Regions from separate parts of the Mus musculus genome. Here region 1 is linked to region 2. Evidence: chromatin loops called from intact Hi-C (ENCODE). Cell type or tissue: left cerebral cortex. All regions are shown on one strand. Links, peaks and the distances in the headings refer to the core of each region. The heading gives the core; the rest is flanking DNA. Region 1 overlaps Nrg3 (neuregulin 3). Region 2 overlaps Nrg3 (neuregulin 3).

What was found. Hi-C counts contacts between places; a loop is a spot of excess contacts. Peaks named below come from ENCODE experiments on the same cell type or tissue, not always from the same donor. Only the 100,000 strongest peaks of a DNase experiment are listed, where the experiment ranks them.
Region 1: it touches region 2 in a loop (2.2-fold over the local background); 2 of 42 quality-filtered maps call a loop at or near these places.

The regions. Positions count from the first base shown.
Region 1 is chr14:39,033,706-39,043,597 of GRCm38, reverse strand. The region is part of intron 1 of Nrg3 (neuregulin 3); the gene reads left to right. Among named protein-coding and RNA genes, the nearest start is that of Nrg3os, 140 kb to the right of the region's middle. In left cerebral cortex, for the core only: no CTCF peak of the experiment used is centred there; DNase peaks (open chromatin) are centred at 8,410, 8,574, 8,587, 8,940 and 3 more places; H3K27ac peaks cover 5,538 bases.
Region 2 is chr14:39,102,877-39,112,768 of GRCm38, reverse strand. All of the region lies in intron 1 of Nrg3 (neuregulin 3), which reads left to right. Among named protein-coding and RNA genes, the nearest start is that of Gm20642, 110 kb to the left of the region's middle. In left cerebral cortex, for the core only: no CTCF peak of the experiment used is centred there; DNase peaks (open chromatin) are centred at 2,444, 4,638, 5,036 and 5,773; H3K27ac peaks cover 2,165 bases.

The DNA of each region.
Region 1 (9,892 bases), core at 1,217-9,216, 69 kb after region 2:
TGTCTGACTGGTCCAGTGCATAGACGACTGGGGAGTTTCTTTACGATGCTTACTGAATTGCCTTAGGGAGTTCTACTATCAGCTAAGAAGCAGAAAGGACAGATGGCACGAACAGGAAAAAAAACAAAGAGAAAGGGGGGGTGCTACATAGAAAAGTCACTCAGGCTAAAACCGGAGGACAAGTTTAAATACATTTTAACAATGGAGTGAACTCATGCACTGACTTGTTTAGCTGGGCAAACATGAGGACACCACTCCATTCTTGGTAATCAAAATTCTCAAACTGAGGACTTCAGGGGACCCTTAATGTTCAGTACTCAGAAAGCTCTTGAATGTCCTGTATCCTTTGTAAACATGACTGCTCATAGGTAACTATAAGCTGAGCTCTGCCTGGAAACATGTTAGCAGGTTTGGGGTATTCCCAAACATTCCCAGAATTGCCTAATCAGTTAGCTTTTAACAGTTTTTAATAAGTCAAGAAATATAGAGGGCACCTTATTCTTTTCCATTTATTCATTTATTCACTTTATATTCCTATTGCAGTTCCCCTCCTCCCACCCTCCCATCCCCATTATCTATGAAAAGGGGCAAATATTCCCTGGCTACCAACCCACCATGACACCTCAAGTCACTGCTGAACTAGGCACATCCTCTCTCAAAGAGACCAGACAAGGCAGCCCAGTTATGGAAGCAGGATCCACAGGTAGGCAACAGTATCAGGGTAAACACCCCGAACCACCTCTCCCATTGTTGGGAGGTCCACATGAAAACCCAGCTGCACATTTGCTATATGTACAGGAGGCCTATATCCATCCCATGTACATTCTTTAGTTGATGCCTCAGACTCTGGGAGCCCCCAAGGATCCATGTTAGTTGATTCTGTTGGAATTCTTGTGGAGTCCTTATCCTAGAGGTCACTTTAAATACAAGACTTTTTGTCACATCTTCAGAAAGAAATCTGAAGTAGCATTATTTTCTCTCTTTAAAAGTTGATAAAATAGATATTCCATAAAGTAAATCACTTCAGATATTTCTACTTAGGACTGGAGTACCAAGATTTCAGTGCAGAACCTGTGTTTAGAATGTTGTTTCTATTGTATGCTATTGTATCTATTGTATGTAATGTAGAATGCTCTGTTGTATCTCTATGAATATCTTCTTTTTAAAACTTTAGAATTTTTTTTTTTTTGCTGGGAATTGTCCATGATTTGTCCACACCACTACACGACTTGGGGCTTCTGATTGTGCTTAAGATTAATGATATGCCAAAACCAATGGGAATAATGACATTCTATAGTGGTAAGAAAATCTCAAAAAAAAAAGATCTGGAATTCTATTATATTATAAGCCTTTTATAATATATGTTCTGGCTCCTAATAAAGGGCAGTTTGTGTTCTTCCAGCACTGTGGGTTATAAATCACTTACATGCTTCTCATTATATCCTAACACAAGCAGCCATCCTCTATAACACAGTGCTTTGCCAAACTCACCTGTGCATTGAAAACAAGAATGTATGATTAAAATCTTTGATATACCAGAGAGTCACCTAGTTTACAATACTGAATAAATTACTAAAATAAATTCATCGATTTTTATTTCCTCTCTTTGTAGTACACTATTTACTAGCTATGTATTCTGACCCCAGCCAGGAAACTATAAGCAGTTGTGATTTAAATAAAATCCAGAGATGAAACAAATGCTTATGGAAAGTATCACAAAAACTTGAATACAGAGAGCTGCATATTGAATCAGTGATACAGATTTTCTGAATTTAAGTAAGTTCCTTTTTAACATGCACACATTTTATTTTGATCAAGCATACCCCTCTTTGTCTCCTCCTATCCCTCCTGGATCATCATTAAAAAGATTAGATGCTGCTTTATGTTTGTTTCCTACTCACTTAATGTTAGGTACTTCTGATATATGTTGGAATAATATACAACCATTATTAATTTGCTTTGTGGACTTCTGTGAGTTTAAATATTCAATGCTTTCAGGCAACATATAAAGATGTTATTAATCTTTGAGGATCTTTATCTTCTACATATGAAAGCATGGGTTCTTGTGATTTAGCAAGGATAGCAAACATTTTGACAAATTACAGTCTATAGAGAAAAGAGAAGGGCTGATTAATATATTTTTTTAGATCCAAGATTCATATTGTACATGGCCATTTACATCTTATGCTGTTTGATATGGTAACATTTGCAGTGGAGTGTGAACAGAATTATAAAAATCAAAAATCATTGAAGAAGCGGTTCTTCCTCCAGTTCCTAGAATAAAACAGCTCCATCTGGAAGACTTAATCAGAGCCTTCTGATGAGCATTGTGGGAATAATGGGGACTAAGAGGGATGAAAAAGGAGAGGAGGAGGAAGGGAGAAGTTCTAAAACATAAGTAAAACAAAATGAGAATGACTATAGGAAGTGGTGTCTGAATGTTCTGTAAAAGAAAAATATTATCTTACTCCTAGTCTCTAAATTGTGACAGCATTGCTTAGATGCTTCAATTGTCAATGATTCTAAACGTCCTTTTATTGGCATTGTTCATACAAATATTTGTCCATAATGGAGATACCCACTTGAGGTGATACTGTGAACGTGTCATGTATTCATATGTGCATATACTCATACACATCCTCTCTTGTAACAGCAAACCTCCTCAAATCATGATTTGGACACAGCTGGGACTTTATGAACATTAACCAGCATGGGACTTACTCAAAGTCTAACAAATACAAGTTGAGATAATTATGTGTTTATTCTTTTTAGTCTTTTATTCTGGTGATTTACATATTACAATGATGGATTGGAAGCTGCAATTGCGAGTAACAGTAGAATATTTTTTTGTTAGCTATTATTTGAATAGGTACAGGTGTGGTACTGATGCTCCAATTATGGCAAGTAATCCAAAGAAACTTATTTCTCTATATTTTGACCATTTGTGAGCTTCTGCATTAACTGCCCTTCAGTGCAAAATAAAATCTCTCTAATGAGACCAAAAACATCACAAATCTATGGTTATAAAGATATGCATTTAAAAGGTAGTGTGATAAGTATGTCTAGAGATCTATAGGATGGAGGCTCAAGATAAAGGTGTTGGGACTCCTGTAGCTTCTGTGCCTCTCTGTTTGGCTTGTCATCAGCCTCAGTCTAAGAGTTGCATGGCCAAGGCTTTACCCACAGGCAGTGGCATTAATAAAGCTCCTATCTTCTCCCTATAGGTAATACATCGCCCATGATTTAAAACTTATGCTCTCTTTAAAGGTCCTATCTCCAAAGTATTACACTGATGTCAAAGACTTCAACATCTGAATTTAGGGAACAAAATTTTATCCATAATACAGTAAAGACTGAGTGCTTCTGTCTTGTAAACCAAACAACATATTTCTGTTTTTCAGAATTCCATGAAGAAAGTATCTCCTGAAAGGAGATGAGCCAATACAATTATTGGTTAGCTGTTATTGCATTTTGCTTTTGAGAGGCATGATAATAATATTGAGCTTAGGCAGGCCTCCAACTCATTGTCCTTATGCCCCAGAACCATGAGCGTTACGGAGTTCTGTGACTATATGCTTGCCCTATCACCTCTTGTTTCTTCATTGATTTTCTTGGCAGAAATAATATTTGGATATTTTATGTGTCTTTGTGTGTGTGTGTGTGTGTGTGTGTGTGTGTGTGTGTATCCTCAAAGTCTGAGATCTTCAGTCATATTCTTCAGTAGCTAGTGGCTTCTGACTTGGGAGTGGCATTTAGACTATTACTGGTTGGGTGAACAGCCATATATCCATCCTATGAATGCATAAGAATGTGTTTAGAGGAACTTTGCCCTGTGGGGTTGGTATCTTTGCATATCCATAAATGTACTGAGCAAAGATGGCTTATTTTCTGTTTGCCTCCCCATGGACAAGGCTTGAAGACTGTTAGTGCCTTGGAATAATTTCTGGATGAACGTTCTTGCCGTGTTACTTTTACTCTCCCCTAGATTTTCTGTAAGTCTAAATTATCACAGTAAATGCATTTTAAATAAATGAATGAACCAACAATACCTGTTCAAGAGTTTATGACAAAAAGAAATATATTTGATAGCATTAAAATTTAATGAGCCCAAATCAGAGTATGAATGTGTTTATTCATTAATGCTTAGTTCTAGAATGCTACTGATTCTGTTGATGGTTCTTGCTTATAGCACATCTATTTCAGTGTTAGTCAATTAATGTAAGATCACACAAATCACAGAACTGGGGCATTTTCTGAATCCTCCACTGCCTTCAGAGAAGAGCCATAAAGGAGAGTGAAGAATGAAGCCAGCCGGACAGCTGGAGCCAGGCAGGCCCAGGCAGGCTCAGGCAAGACTGTTCCAGGAGCCTGTAAGGAAATGTCAGCTCTTTCCATTTTTATGGAGATATTTTTAGGGTGGCTTCTTTTCTTCTTGGCTGCAGCCAGTGTGCTACTTTATTAAGGAATTGCATTCTACTGGAGAAACAAACTTCTTTTAAAAGAGCTCTTTCAACTAGAGGAATTTAGCTAATTTTAAATTTTAAAATCATGTTTCTTTGCACCCTAGTCACATGTTTTTGAAAACATACTTTATTAAATTTTTTTGCAGGATTTTTCCTGTCTTTTATCTCTGTCAACTACAATAACAGAAGTGATTATATTATTGTACCATTTCAATGTTATTTGTTTTTTTTTTTAAATAAGAATTAAAATTACATTTGGAGAATTCCATCCTAGTTTGAGTCAGGTAGAGATGGAGAACATCCTGAAATGGGGGTTGAGAGTCAAATAAAGCAAAGCAAAAAATTATTAGGTTTCTTCTCATGCCAAGAGTGGACTTTAAGAGAAAGTGGGTAGCGAGTGACAAAGAAAGAGACAGGGAGAGATGAGAGAGAGAGAGAGAGAGAGAGAGAGAGAGAGAGAGAGAGAGAGAATTGACTACACATGGTGTTCATGGTAACACATCAGGTACATGATGCTTCGTCTTGAAAATCCGGTGTCTAATTTTCATTCACCATAACAATTTCAATGAGATTCCTGTTCTAATTCAGACAAAACAGACTCCTGTACGGCTAGAAGAGCCAGCCATGGAGGTCCAAATGAAAAGAACCCATCAAAAGAAGAGTAAGCTCTGTGTTCTTGGCTGGATTGTCTGTACTCCCTTCATGGTTGGAGTGAGGGGACATAGCTATCACTCATGGGTTTCTCTGTTTTTTTGTTTTCTTTTTGTTTTTTTGTTTGTTTGTTTTTTGTTTTTGTTTTTGGTTTTTGGTTTGTTTTTTGTTTTTTTGTTTTTTTTTTTTTTTTGAGACAGGGTTTCTCTGTATAGCCCTGGCTGTCCTGGAACTCACTTTGTAGACCAGGCTGGCCTCGAACTCAGAAATCTGCCTGCCTCTGCCTCCCTAGTGCTGGGATTAAAGGCGTGTGCTACCACACCCTTCTGGTTTCTCTGCTTTTAATGATAATACTCTTCTGGAAAAATATATCAAATGTAATATACAAGTATACATAATAACATATTAATTCTGAATATATTAAAATAAAAGTTATCAAATCATATTTAGTTTTTAATCCTTATTCTTCATTATGGCATATTCTTTCATAATTTCTGTTGTGCTGACCTTATTTTTTCACAGTCATATATATAGCACACATTTTGTGTTCTATTCTTTCATATAATGAAGTGTATGATCTGATTAACAGATGCTGTGAAACATCGACTTTGAAAATGTCATAGCAACTTACCAGGTGCTGTCAGTACATTTTATTCGTTGCTGCAAACGTGAGACATTTTAAGATCTGCCTTATTATCTATTGATTCTACAATGGTAATACAGATCTATGGACATATTTCATTTTCTAATTAGTTTTCTAAATAGTCTTCTCTAGATGGAGTCTATATGAAATTGCTAGGTCAAAACTGTGTTTCATGAGTACTAATTTTCTAATCCTGAAACCTGTCATTAGTAACAAGTTCTTGCTACAAAAACAGGTGTATCTGCCTATTCCTACAAACACAACTTAAATAAACACAAAATTAATATTTGAAATTTGGTAATATATACTTGCATTCTTGCCATGATATTTCATTTGCTTCTTCAATAAAGCCATCATGATGACCACATAATGATGTAACCAATAGAATGATTATGTTGCACACTCCATTTGACATTCTGGCTTTGGTTATCCCTGGCCCAGTCTCTATGTTTTATATAGCAGCAACCTAAGTTCATCTCTATTGCATATATATTTTTAAGTATTATAAGTAAATCTCATCTCACCACCCCTATCTACCCTCCACCTCTTCCACATCTTCTACCTCTTCATACCCTGCTATCTCTACATGCATGCTCCCATCTCCACCCTACCTGACCTCTAAACTCTCTGGGGCCATCAGTCTCTTGAGGGTTAGGTACATCATTTCTGTATGAACACAGACCCGGAAGTCCTCTACTATATGTGTGTTATGGGCCTCATATCAGCTAGTGTAGGCTGCCTGTTTGGTGGTCTAGTGTTTGAGAGATCTCGGGGAACCAGGTTAATAAAGACTGCTGGTTCTACAGGATCGCTCTTCTCCTCAGTTTCTTTCAGCCTTCCCTAATTCAACAACAGGGGGCAGCTGCTTCTGTCCATTGGTTGGGTGCAAACATCTGCATCTGACACTTTCAGCTGCTTATTGGGTCTTCTGTAGTACAGTCATGCTAGGTCCCTTTTTGTGAGCACTCCATATTTTCAATAATAATGTCAGGCCTTGGGACCTCCACTTGAGCTGGATCCCACTTTGTGCCTGTTGCTGCACCTTCTTTTCCTCAGGCTCCACTCTGTTTCCATCCCTGTAATTCTTTCAGACAGGAACAATTATGGGTCAGCATTGTGACTATGGAATGGCCCCCCTCTTCCTCATTTGATGCCCTGTCTTCCTGGTGAAGGTGGGCTCTATAAGATACCTCTTCCTACTGTCAGGCATTTCATCTAAGATCCCTCCCTTTGAGTCCTGAGAGACTCTCCCCTCCCAGGACTCTGGTGCATTCTGGAGCGCCCCCCTCCCCCCCATAATCTCTTATCTCCCAAGGTTACTTGTTTCCATTCTTTCTGATGGCCCTCAGGGCTTCAGTCTTTTTCCTCACCCAATACCAGATCAGGTTGCCCTCTTCCCTCACTCCACCCCGCTCCACTCCTTCTCAAAATCAAAATCAATTTATTTATTTGTGTGTTTGTATTAGTACGTGTGTAACACATACATGTGTTATGGTATGCATATAGTCAGAAGGCAACTTTGGGACATCAGTTCTTCCCTTTCTCCTTGTTAAGCTAGGCTTCTTTTGTTTCTATCACTGCACTATGCAACCCACTCTTGCTGTCCTTTTCTTATTTTTCTTTTCTTTTCTTATTTTTCTTTTCTTTTCTTCTCTTCTCTTTCCTTTCCTTTCCTTTCCTTTCTCTCTCTCCTTTTCTTCCTTTCTTTTTTCTTTTGTTTTTCTTATTCTCTCTTGCTTTGTTTCTATTGTTATTAATTTTTGATGACTTCATACATTGTATTTCCATTGTATTAAAACCCTCTCCCAGTTTCTACCAGGTTTATAGTTCCTTTCTCTGCCCACTTAAAATTGCTTTCTCTTTGCTTTTTTAAATAACCTTATCAAGTCCAAAGGTGTTGCCCAAATTTTTCTGAATGTGTCTTTAATAAGTTGTGTTTTGTGACTTGAGTAATGGGCACATCTTCATTTATGGTTCATCTGAGAATTCAATTCTGCCTCTATGTGGGCATGGAGAGATTCTTCCTACACCTGTTTGTACCAAAAACAATGATGTGGACTTGATCAGCCCTTTCTGTGCTTCATATAATATACCCACACCTCCATCCTTTCTCCTGTCTTTTCTCTCCTTCCCCCAGACCTGGAATTCTAGAGGTGCTTTATAGCTTTGTAAGTTCTTCATGAGAAAAGGCACATTTCTAGGATAAGTGGTATTTTTAACCAGCTTCTGATTTGCATAAAAATGTTTGCTTCTCTGATACTTTTGGGACTGCATATTAACATTTCTCAATGTAGAAGACACAGGAGTCTCACCTGAGTTCAGGGTTTCCTACAGTGCTCTACAGAACTGAGTTTTCTGTGAGAGTGATGAGCAAAGGATCTCATTGTCATAGAAGAGCAAATGGTCTTCCCTAACAGTCCTTCCAATTTCCACAGTTCATATTAGCATTACAGAAGATTTGAGGAGATCACAGAAAAGTGATGGCTTAATCTCATCACTCTTTACTTTTGTTTTTTTCTTTTCTTACACTTCTTGTCATTTTGTACATTGAGTCACTTGTCCTTAAAACCTATTTAAAAGCTGCTTTGAAATGAAACTTGTTTTATGGCGATGGGCCAAGGTTTTACATCAAGGGAAAGAAATTGCTAAAAATACATACTTTCTTGCTTTTTTGAAACAAGACTGTGCAGGTTGATCTTCCAGTATTAGAACATTGAAAACTCAAAAATTTTAATTTCTAAGATGGTAGGGGAAGAAGGCTGGATACTGAGGACTTGGCATGAACCAGAGCCAACCAGCCTGGTAGGTAACCTCCATACTATTCTCCTGGCACAGAGCCAGTAACTTCTCCAAACATAGAAGCGCCCGTTCTCTTAATATAGAAGTGCCTAGTTTCCTGTGTTGTTGTTTCTTTAATTGTTAGTCAAAATGCTTGAATTTGATCCCTCAGAACAATATTTTCAGGAAGTCATTTGGTACTCAAAGGGATACCTAGGGTAGAAGCTTAGACGGGTCATTGATCTCTTTAAAGCCTAAATACTCATTTTCCCCCCACAGCTAGCAAATCATTTGATTGTGAAGTAAAATTTCACTTGGATGTAAAATTAATCAGCTTTCACAGCTCTAATTTTTGCCTGAGACACTGTGTCAGTGTGTTTGGTATGTGCTGTGTTGAAGCCTGGAAGCCTACGCCTCACACTTCTGTAGCATCGTGACACTACCAACTGCCTATTGGATGCCATGGGGAACAAGGAACCTAGGAAGCTGATGCTACTACAGTGAATATTAAACTCAGGAATGACCTTCTGCAAGTGAATATATCTGGAGAGGACCTTTGTTGTTCTCTTGTCCAATGAACAATATTGGTTACCTTGTGTAATGATGGTTGCAGTATGAATTTAGATCTAGAAATATAAACATAATTTGTAGGCAGAGTACTTTCCTGTGTAAATGAAAATAAGTCAGAGTCTATGTTGTTCCATGCCTATATCTGAGTAAGTATTGTGAAGCTGGTCAATTTTCTTATCTTTGGTGGCTCTGATGGTCATAAACAGAGGAAGAAACTGAATTTATTGGTTATACTGACGAACAGTTCTAATCTAGTCAGGGTATTAAATAGCAACAGTATATCTCTGTTGCCAAGAAATGGAATTTGGTAAACAAACATCTAAGTTTGGTACATTATATTTATCCTACTCCCTAACCGGAAATGTTCTTTCATCGTTTACAAGTGGCCAAATATAAAGTGTCACCAACAACATGTTGACATGTAATTTTTAAGTTTTGAAAGTCATACCAACATAAAGGAAACAGTCTGTTTACAAATAGACTTCCAGATTAACAGCAATACATAACAGAAAGAAAATACTGAACCAGATATATTGATCAGACATTCCTCTGTCTTTAGGTTTGCATTGGTTTAGATACTCCATGGTAATGGGGGAGAAGAGAGAAGCAAATCATGGTTCCTGTGATCAAGAAGGTTATAGGTTCTTCAATGGGAAGTAGAAAGAACAAAGACACACAGGGATAGCTGGGTTGAAAGGCAGGGAGTGATAAATGTTGTAATAAGGACAGAAGCAATGTGCTGAGGAAGCACGTGGGAGAACCAGGTTATTACCTGTTGGGAGAATGA
Region 2 (9,892 bases), core at 1,311-9,310:
AAAGAGAAAACACAAGGGAGAAGAAACAGAAAATTCAAACAAGGTTTTTGTTTTGTTGGTTTTTCCCCTCTTCCTACAGATAACTAGGGACCCTATTCTTTTGTCAAGCAAGACAACTATTACTTATTTCCCTTGTTACCCTGGAAGCTGGAGTATGCTAACCCTTTGACAAGTAAACACAATTCTCAGTAGTTCATATGAGAACAAGAGAGGGTTAAATATCATTGAGAGGTCAAACACATTTACATCAGAAAAGGTGGAATAGTGTTTTAATTGGAGTCATTTAATAGCATGCTTTTGCTTTCACTGTAAAGGATCAAGAATTGTTTGTTAGGACTCAGCTTCTATAGCCATGTTCTCTACCAAGGACTTACCTCCTGACATCACCCTGTTAGAATACAAAATTTCCACACACTAGTTAAAAAAAAGAAGAAAAAAATTAAGACTCTAACATTTAGAGCATTAAAGGTGGCCAAGTGACACCAGGAGCTCCAAGCTTCCAGAAAAAAATACCAGAAACCAAATGTATCATTTTATAGCAGATATTTTATATGTAGCCCAAGCTTGTAGAGAAGTTCCAATAAACTCACACCAGTTAGAGTCCATTTACATGTACCCAGATACATCTTCAAAACAACTGAAGTATGTTCCCTGTCTAGGGCTACATTTTGGTGACTTTCTCCTTGACAAAGATGCTTCACTTTGAAAAACTGACAACATAGAAATCAGAAAATCAGTAGCAATCCTAGCTGTAGTGATAATGTCAATGTTACCATTTACTGAGATCCAACAGCATTCCCTACACTTTTTCTGGTTTCATGACTTAACAGAGTCTGACAGATAATGTTATTATATTCTCTTTATTTATAAATTTTACCCCTTGCACTCTCTACTCCTATCCCTGTACCAAAAACTATTGACCCAAGATACACCAGAAACCCCTTAAAACCAGTTCACCCAATTGTTTCAGAACTGTGTTCTGTCCTCATATCTCTGCAGCATCATTCTACCTGAACTGGCTCCCTTTTCTGACACTCATTTGCTTGACATAAAGGTGGTGTCATCACTGCTACCCTATTGAGACATTTAGCTTGGGCGTTTTTGTCTTCTTTTTCCTGCTCTCTGGCCTTGGGTATAAATATTCTCCTTTTCATATATATTTTTTAAAGATTTATTTTATTCTGTGTATGATCATTTATCTGCATGTTCTTATGCGCACCACATAATATGTACCTACAAAAATCAGAAGACAGCATCAGATCCATTGGAATTGGAGTTAAAGACATTATTGAGTGACCATTTGGGGCCTGGGCATCAAATCTTGCCCTCTGAAAAAGCAACCAGGTATTGAAATGGCTGAGCTATTGTTCCAGCTCCATATTTAATTTAGTTAAATTTATTTATTCACTTATTTATTTATTTAAGATTTATTATATCTATATGAGTACACTGTATCTCTCTTTAGGCACAACAGAAAAGGGCATTCGATCCCATTACAGATGTTTGTGAGCTACCATGTGGTTGCTAGGAATTGAACTCAGGACCTCTGGAAGAGCAGTCAATGTTCTTAACTGCTGAGCTATCACTCCAGCCCCCATATTCAATTTTATGTTATCATTTTCTTTTCAGGGTTATGTTGATGTCAGTGGTCTGTTAGGTGCACACAGAGGTCAGGGGGGCAAATCATCCCACGTTCCTGCCTCAAGCATATTTTATCCTCCCAAGTGGCTGTGTACACATCAGGGCAGATTGGATTTTATCATTAAAAATGTTAGGATAGCACTAGTACCTCCTATCTAGAATGAATGAAAGGGAAATACTAAGACCATTTAAGACAACTTATAGCCTCTGGTGGGAGTCATATAATACATAGAATTAATGTTATTTTAAAATATTAGTACTTATTGTAAGTATTTTAGATTTCTTCCCTGCTGTTAGATCCCTTAACTCCAGGATGATGTGCACATTACACAAAAATTATTCTTTAAATGCTGGTTTTGTGATATTCAGTTGTTTTGTACTTCTGTTTATGCTTCACATACCCAACATACTGCCAGCTTAGTGTTCAAGATCTTCCATCAGTCCTGATTCATTTTCCCAGACTTATCTATAATTTGTTCTCACTAATGTACAGTCCTGATGTCTCCCTTCCCTACTGTGCCTTCTCTATTTCCCAGATTCATCCTTTTCTTCTATCTCCATTAAAATCCTACCTGCCATTCACAAGACCCCGAACAAAGGCTACCAGCCCCTCGATGCCATTTGTAATCCTCTGTGATCAAGCACAAGTCTATTCTCTCTGAAGCCATTAAGCAAAGGCCTTTACTTTTAGCCTTCTTTGGGCCCTATATCTGTCTAGCTGGCATTTTAGTTATTCATGTACATGTTGTTATCTTTCCTCCTAGATTATAAGATCCTCAGGGAAGAGCATTTGCCTTTGTATAGCTTTGCAGCTTTCAGCACAGGATATTATATGCAGTACGGAGATGTTCAATGAAGAGCCATTGAATTCATGTTGATTTCAATGTCAGAATAGAGCCCCGTGTTCCTCTGCTTTCTTGCTGTGCTAGCTGAGCAGCCCAAGGACTTTAGTGAGCTTCAAGGGTTGGAGCGGGCATGCAGAGACCCTTTATAATCTTTCAGTTTCATAGATTGTGAAGAAAACAGAAAGGAGCAAGGTATGACTTATAGCAGCAAATACCCACTGATATTTGTTGAATTAAAAAGAAAATAAGCAATAGACATTTGCTGAATGAGAAATAAACAATAATGACCACATCCTATCTTTCTCGTGTAACAGAAGTTGGGAAAAAGGCTGTGAATTGAATCTTTTTCAAGAAGGAAAACACAAGTAGACACCCTTTTCTGAGTATTGTGGAAAACAGCTTAAGTCTGTGCTTATGTCTTTTGTGTACACTGGGAATGTCTACCAGAAGCTTGGCTTTTGTGACCTGGGAAGATTGCTCCGTTGGTAAATTTCTTGCCAGACAAGCATGAGGCCTGAGTTTGTATTTGGCAAGTGCCTACATCAGAACCAGGAATAGCAGCAAGTGCTATTAACCTCAATACCAGTCAGGCAGAAACAGATGGATCTCTGAAATTCATTGAGCAGGTAATCCAGCTGAACCAATGAGCTTCTGGTTCAGAAAAGCCCGTTTCTTTTTTTTTCTCTTTTTTTTATTAGGTATTTTCCTCGTTTACATTTCCAATGCTATCCCAAAGGTCCCCTATATCAACCCCCCCAATCCCCTACCCACCCACTCCCTCTTTTTGGCCCTGGCGTTCCCCTGTACTGAGACATATAAAGTTTGCAAGTCCAAAGGGCCTCTCTTTCCAGTGATGGCCGACTAGGCCATCTTTTGATACATATGCAGCTAGAGTCAAGAGCTCCGGGGTACTGGTTAGTTCATAATATTGTTCCACCTATAGGGTTGCAGATCCCTTTAGCTCCTTGGGTACTTTCTCTTCCTTTTCAAAAATAAAGATGGAGAATGATCGGGGAAGGGCACCTGATGCCAACATCTGCACATATACAGCTGCATATTCTTGTGCATAAACCCATAGTAACAAGTACACACACACACACACACACACACACACACACACACACACACACACACAATGAGAGAGAGAGAGAGAGAGAGAGAGAGAGAGAGAGAGAGATGCATGCATGTTTGCACATACCCACACTAACAGGTACAAACACCTCTTTCCCACACAAAATTATCCTGACTTTTACAATGCATTCTTTGATCTTCTAAAACACAAATGTAATTTTTGAGTGCATTTTACTAATAACAAGATTCTCACTGAGTTACTCTTCATCTCATTCATTTTTATAAGTGTGATAACTACCTGAGTCATGCAGTTTGTATGGTAAGAATACTTCAGGAATGGACAAAGCTCAACAAGCCCTATTTCAATGACAACTACATTGGGACAGAAGTGCAGGAAGCTCTTATGACCTGTCAGATCTGATGATGTCATTCATTATGTTATCGCCCTCTGACTACATCTGATGCCACACAATATTAGAAGTCAAACCATGCCCATAGAGTGACTCCACCTATCACTTTTGGCCTTACAGTACCTTATATGAAGATATTTCTGGAAATGAAAATTCAGGAGTTGAAAGTATTACTAATAGAAAACATGGTAACTAAATATGTCAAATAATAATTATGGATCAAAATTAGGTTTTTAAAATCGTAATTTTTGTCTATGATTTGTTTTATTGCAATATTTTGGCTGTCCATAAAAAGGAAGCAAGAAGATTATCATTGCCAAGGTGCCTACACCAAAATTTCCTTGGTCACTGCATCCAGAAATCTCCACCTGCTGACAGAGGCTGAATCTGATGCTGTCAAATTATACTTTTTAGAGTCTATGACACTGTATATATCATATAGAGCCAGTTGTTTAGTTCTCTATACCCTGGCACTTGAAAGTAGATATATCTCTTTCCTCCTTGTTAGGCGTTAGGACCACTACGGGTGTGCTCTAAGATCCAACTTTGCTGGAGAGTAGTAAAAGGGGAAAATCCAAACAGGATTATTACTCACTCTGAGTCTAGCACTGTGTCAGAGACATCAACCAGACAGCCAGTATCTGCATTTGGCTCTAAATCATGTCTGTTTGACTGACAGCAGCTTAGTGCACAAATCTGGAAGAAAAACAGATAAATTAGTTGGTAATATTCATCAACTGAACAATTTTACACACACCCTCATCACGGATTAACACTATGGACTTACGTGGTTTCTCTTTGTTTATGAGATATTCAGACAATAGAGGGTTGTCCTGGTTAGTTTAGACTGCCAACTTGACACACTTAAGTGTTGACTTAGTAAGAGGGAACCTCAACTGAAGAGCTGCCTCAACTAGATTGGCCTGTAGGCAAGTCAGGGTAGCTAACTGGTCATGATTGCTAATTAAATTAGTATGAGAGGGACCAGTCCATGGAGAAGTGCTATTCGTAGGTGGTCCTAGGCTATGTAGGAAAGCTAGTTGAGTGTAAGCCAGTGAGCAAGCTGCTTTCCTCATGTGTTCTTCGAATTTCTATTTAAGTTCATGCTGTGATTTCCCTTAGAGATGGACTGTGATCTGGAAGTGTAATCCAAATAAGTCATTTTCTCCCTAGGTTGCTTGTGGTCACAGTGTTCTGTCACAACAACAGAAAAGCAAACTAGATCAGGGAATCTCAAATTTTGAATCCCAGAATTTACTGGATGTTGAAATGGAAAGACAGCTTTAGTCTGTAGAACTTACTTGCTGGGCAAACATGAAAAACTGAGTTTGATTTGTAGACCCATACATAAAACAAAAACAAAACGCAAAATAATCAAACAACAAAAAAAATCTGGCTTGGATCTGAAGCCCAAAAGTGGAGAGAAACAATGCTTTAGGGTCTCACTGACAACCCAGCCTAGTCAAACTGAGCTGCAGCCAATAAGAGTCCCTGTCACAAAATCTAAAGGTAATGTTGTAATGTTCTGAAGAATGACACCTACAACATCTGGGATTGACCTCTGACCTCTATATACAGATATACAACATCAACATACATAGACACATGCCAAAAATAAATTTACTAGATGACCTTGGTAAAAGGATTCTCTCCAGTTGGCTGTCCTCTCCACTTAAATATAGCTTAGCTGCAGCTTTCACACATCCCACTACAGCAGACACCTGCAGATGGCTGGATTTGATGCACTCGTTCAGGCTGCTATTTCTTCTCCTTATTATCCTCCTCCTGTTTTACCTCTACCCCAGGAATGAGGCCAACCCCAAGCCAAATTTCTCTTCTCTCTCTTCCTTTGGCCTCTGCTTCAGCGCAAAGGGAGTCGGACCTGGTTTCCTAAGGCAGATGCTTTCTTTCCCAAGCAGCTCTCTGTGAAGCAGCCAGTTCTCTATGCATGAGGAAGCTTTCCCCTGGAACTAGCCCATACAGGAATGAGATGGTGAAGATTTTCTCACAGCTCTGCTGGGATCTGGCGATGAGTCCTGGGCTAGCTCCTTGCTTTTGATTAATATATGCTCATGTCTCACTACCTGCAATGTCCAGAGAAGGAAAAGGGTGGCAGGCCCTGGTAGGGTTCCTGACCACTGCGCAGAGGAGACTTGGCTTGTTTCCTAAGTAGAAACTGATCAGTGTGGGATTTAGAGATTTCCAAAGGTAGCTTTGTTTAAATCAACTATACTGAGCTAGATACAGATTTTCATGTAAAAACAAAACAAAACAAAACAAAACAAAACCACAAAACACTGTGTAATCATCAGGGTTAACAAGGCAGATGAGAACAGACCAACGCTAAATAAAGGCCAATTAGCTCCAATCACTGTGGCCCTGGGTGTTTTCTGGCAGTGCAGCTTCTCTGTGAAGTTTTCCAGCCTAACTTTCCTTCGCAGAGACAAAGTCACAGACCCAACATGACTCCTGAGTAGTGGGTGGGAAGAAGGGTTCTCTGCTTTCAAAAGATCCCTTTCTGATTTGAAAGATCCCTTAGATCTTTAGCCCTGGTGCCACTGTCCATGGTGCTGTGAGCCACCCACCCATCAAGGGTCACCCACTCACTCTCAAGACTCTCAGGTCTAAAGTCCGTTCTTCCCATCATACGATAAAACATCTACAAGGAAGAACACCGACACCTTGACAAAAGGTTATGTAAATCAATTGATGAGATCAAATGATGCCTAGACAAACATGAACAATTGAGTACCAATATTTCTTTTACATTGTACATCTTTTAGCAATACAAATATCTTTTGTCTATAGAAACCCTAAGCTAGAACACATTGGCTGCATTAATTCTTATAAACTGTCTCCATGGGGAGTGGAGGTGAGGTGTATTATGAACTCCTTTTGCATTATATTTTATCCTTTGCCCATTTGTTGTTACATTACACAGTGGATTTCACAGCTCCATACATGCATGTAAAGTTCTGTGTTTATACTCACTTTACCTCACCTTTTCCCACACCCTCTCCCTCTGCTCTCATGTCATTTTGCTATTGTTGTTGTATATCTAGTTTCTGATTACAATGCCAGACATGGCATAGTTGGCTTTCTGGCTTATTTTGCTTAATATGTTGATAAGCATCAATTTTCCCGAAGATCACATAGTTCTGTTCCTTATGACTAAATAATATTCCATTGAGTACAACACACAATCTCCTTTGTACATTCATTTGCTTAGGATTATTTAGAGATATCCCATAACTTCTTGGATTTCAATGCTGCTGTGGTTAAAAAAAAATAGCTGTGCAGGTATTTGTTTGTATAGCGATTGGAGTATATGTCTTGGAATCTATTTACTTGATCTATTAATGAGGAAACAGAGATATTGAAATGGCTTGCTGAAGAAATTTCATGTAAACTTTGATATGATTTTCTTCACAATTTCATGAATATTTTCAGTTCCATACTTCAAATATAGACTTTGAAATTCAGAAAGTGTACATGATTTGGTTGATGCTGCTGCTCACAAGAGATACAAAGGAGGGCTTGAATTTATGTCCTTCTTTTTTTCAAAGAATGTTGGTATAAAATAGCTGGAAAGGAAATCCCTGTGGATGAATTTAAATGTCTCCTGAGACTTACCAGTAAGCCCCACTTACGCCTTTCAACATTCCTAGAATAGAGTACATACTATGAACGCCGCACTAACAATGAATGCAGACACTGGCTGTGGTTTTACCTTTTCCTCTTTGGAGTCATGTCTTTTTAACCCCTACCCCCATCCCCCAATTTTCATCGTGACTAATCATTACATGTTCTCCTATATACATGTTAGCTTGAATCTTTCCCAGAGCCTTTCTCCATTTTGAGTTTTTGTTGATAGCACAAGGGTCTTTGACAAGAAGAATTGCTTTACCCAAAGCATCCATTCTGTCTTCTTGTCTGCACAGTCTTCTCCTGTTTACACAGGCACACATTTTAACATTACCTCATGAGCTTGACATCACATCTAACATCACCTGTAAAGTGGTCCATATTCGTGTATCAAATGCTTTGAAACAATAACCTATGTACTGAGAACTTACATCATGTTCCATGTAATAATGGAAGGAAACTACATTTTGTCTGTTTTAAAAATGTTATGTGGGCTCACAATGCTCATAAATGCAGCATAAAAAGTGTCCAGATCACACTCCCTTAAGAAAAGAAATCAAAGTTCCTAAGAGAAGCCAGGATTCTAATATTGTAAGTTGAGGATGAGAAATATATATGGCTGTTGAACATCTCAAAGCATCTGAAAGCAAGAAAATAGTTAAAACAAATCAGAAGTTCACATTAATGAAGGGTCAGGGAAATGGACGTCATGCAAAAGACATGTTAGTGGCTACAAGTGGGACACTGAGCAGCAGAGTAACTCAACTAGTTAGTTGTACATGAGAATTCAAAGCTCAAAACGAATATCAATAACATGACACTATTGAAAATGAATCATTTCAAAAATAAGGAAATGAAGAAGAATTAATCTTCAGTGAAGTTCATGTAACCTTCTGTAGTCTCTTCAACTGAAAGTTTTTATGTACACAGCTTCTTACTTCCTGTAAATTCTTCATACAAAGGATGGAGTAGAATACAATTCAAGTGGTAAAACCTGGCATATGCCATCTCAGACAACTGATAAAAGTTACCCTCAATGATTACATATCATTTGATTGTGTGTATGTGTGTGTGTGTGTGTGTGTGTGTGTGTGTGTGTGTGTGTGTGTGTGTTTGATAGGCTACCTATGGTATAGAATTATTGCTTTACCCATGCCTTCCTTTTCCTCTAGTCCTGTATTCCCAGTATAATTATGGGGAAACATTAGGCAAATTTGAATAACAGAGCACAGCATGTATGACCAGCAAGCCATACATTAGGCAGTCATCGGAGATTACCAGAACTTCATGAATAAGTTAAACAAACCTGAGGAAAAGATCTCACCTAAATGAAACGTGACAAAATTGGTAAAGGTGCAGTAATTCTGAGTAAAATTTCCTCTTGAGTTTATATTACCCTGTCAGTGTTCACACATTAATTGTGACAAGTGGGCCCTATTAATATAGATTGCTGTCTAACTTCTACTTGTGCTATGGAGGAAGTAATAAGAGGAAAATGGAGGACACTGTGAGAGAACCTTCTCAATTTTGATACATCTTTTTTCTAGCCCCCCCCTCTCTCTGTGTGTGTGTGTGTGTGTGTGTGTGTGTGTGTACGCATGTGTGCAATTATGTGTGAGTCATCAGACAATCTCTGCCCCTACTCAGTGTTTTATTTTTCATTACCACTATTCTTCAATTAATTTTTAAAGACAAGATACCATACTATCCTGACACAGACCAAGCATATTCCCTGGAGTTCTTTCTCTAAACCTTTCCAACTTTAGAGTCAGAGTTGTCTACTGACATGCCAATTTTATTTTTATTTACTTTTTTTTTTTTCTGTTTTGAAGGTGGGTTTTGGAAAAGGAATGGAATTTCCTTGTCCTTTGCAGAGGAAATATTTTACCAACGGAATGATTTCTCAGACCCTAAAATAGTGTTATGAAACAATTGTCATGAATCATATGATTATTGATTTTCATCACTATCATTATCACTGTCATGTCCTTGCTGTAGTCTCACTCCTACCCAAGAAACCTACCTGCTTTCTGTCAGACTGTTACTGCTCAGAACGTGCTTCTGAACTTCTGAATCCCCTCAAGCCTTACCCATTCGACAGGAAGGGCTGTTGGATGTGCTTTCTATCCTGTGGGGCTTCCTGAAGGTTTGCCTCAGACATTCCCATCATTCTGCAGTTTTGAGAAAATATTATAAAATTATAGTATTAAGTGTTTCACAAATTGCAAGAATGTCCCACAAACACAGGGGCATGTTATCTCTCTTTCTCTCTCTCTCTCT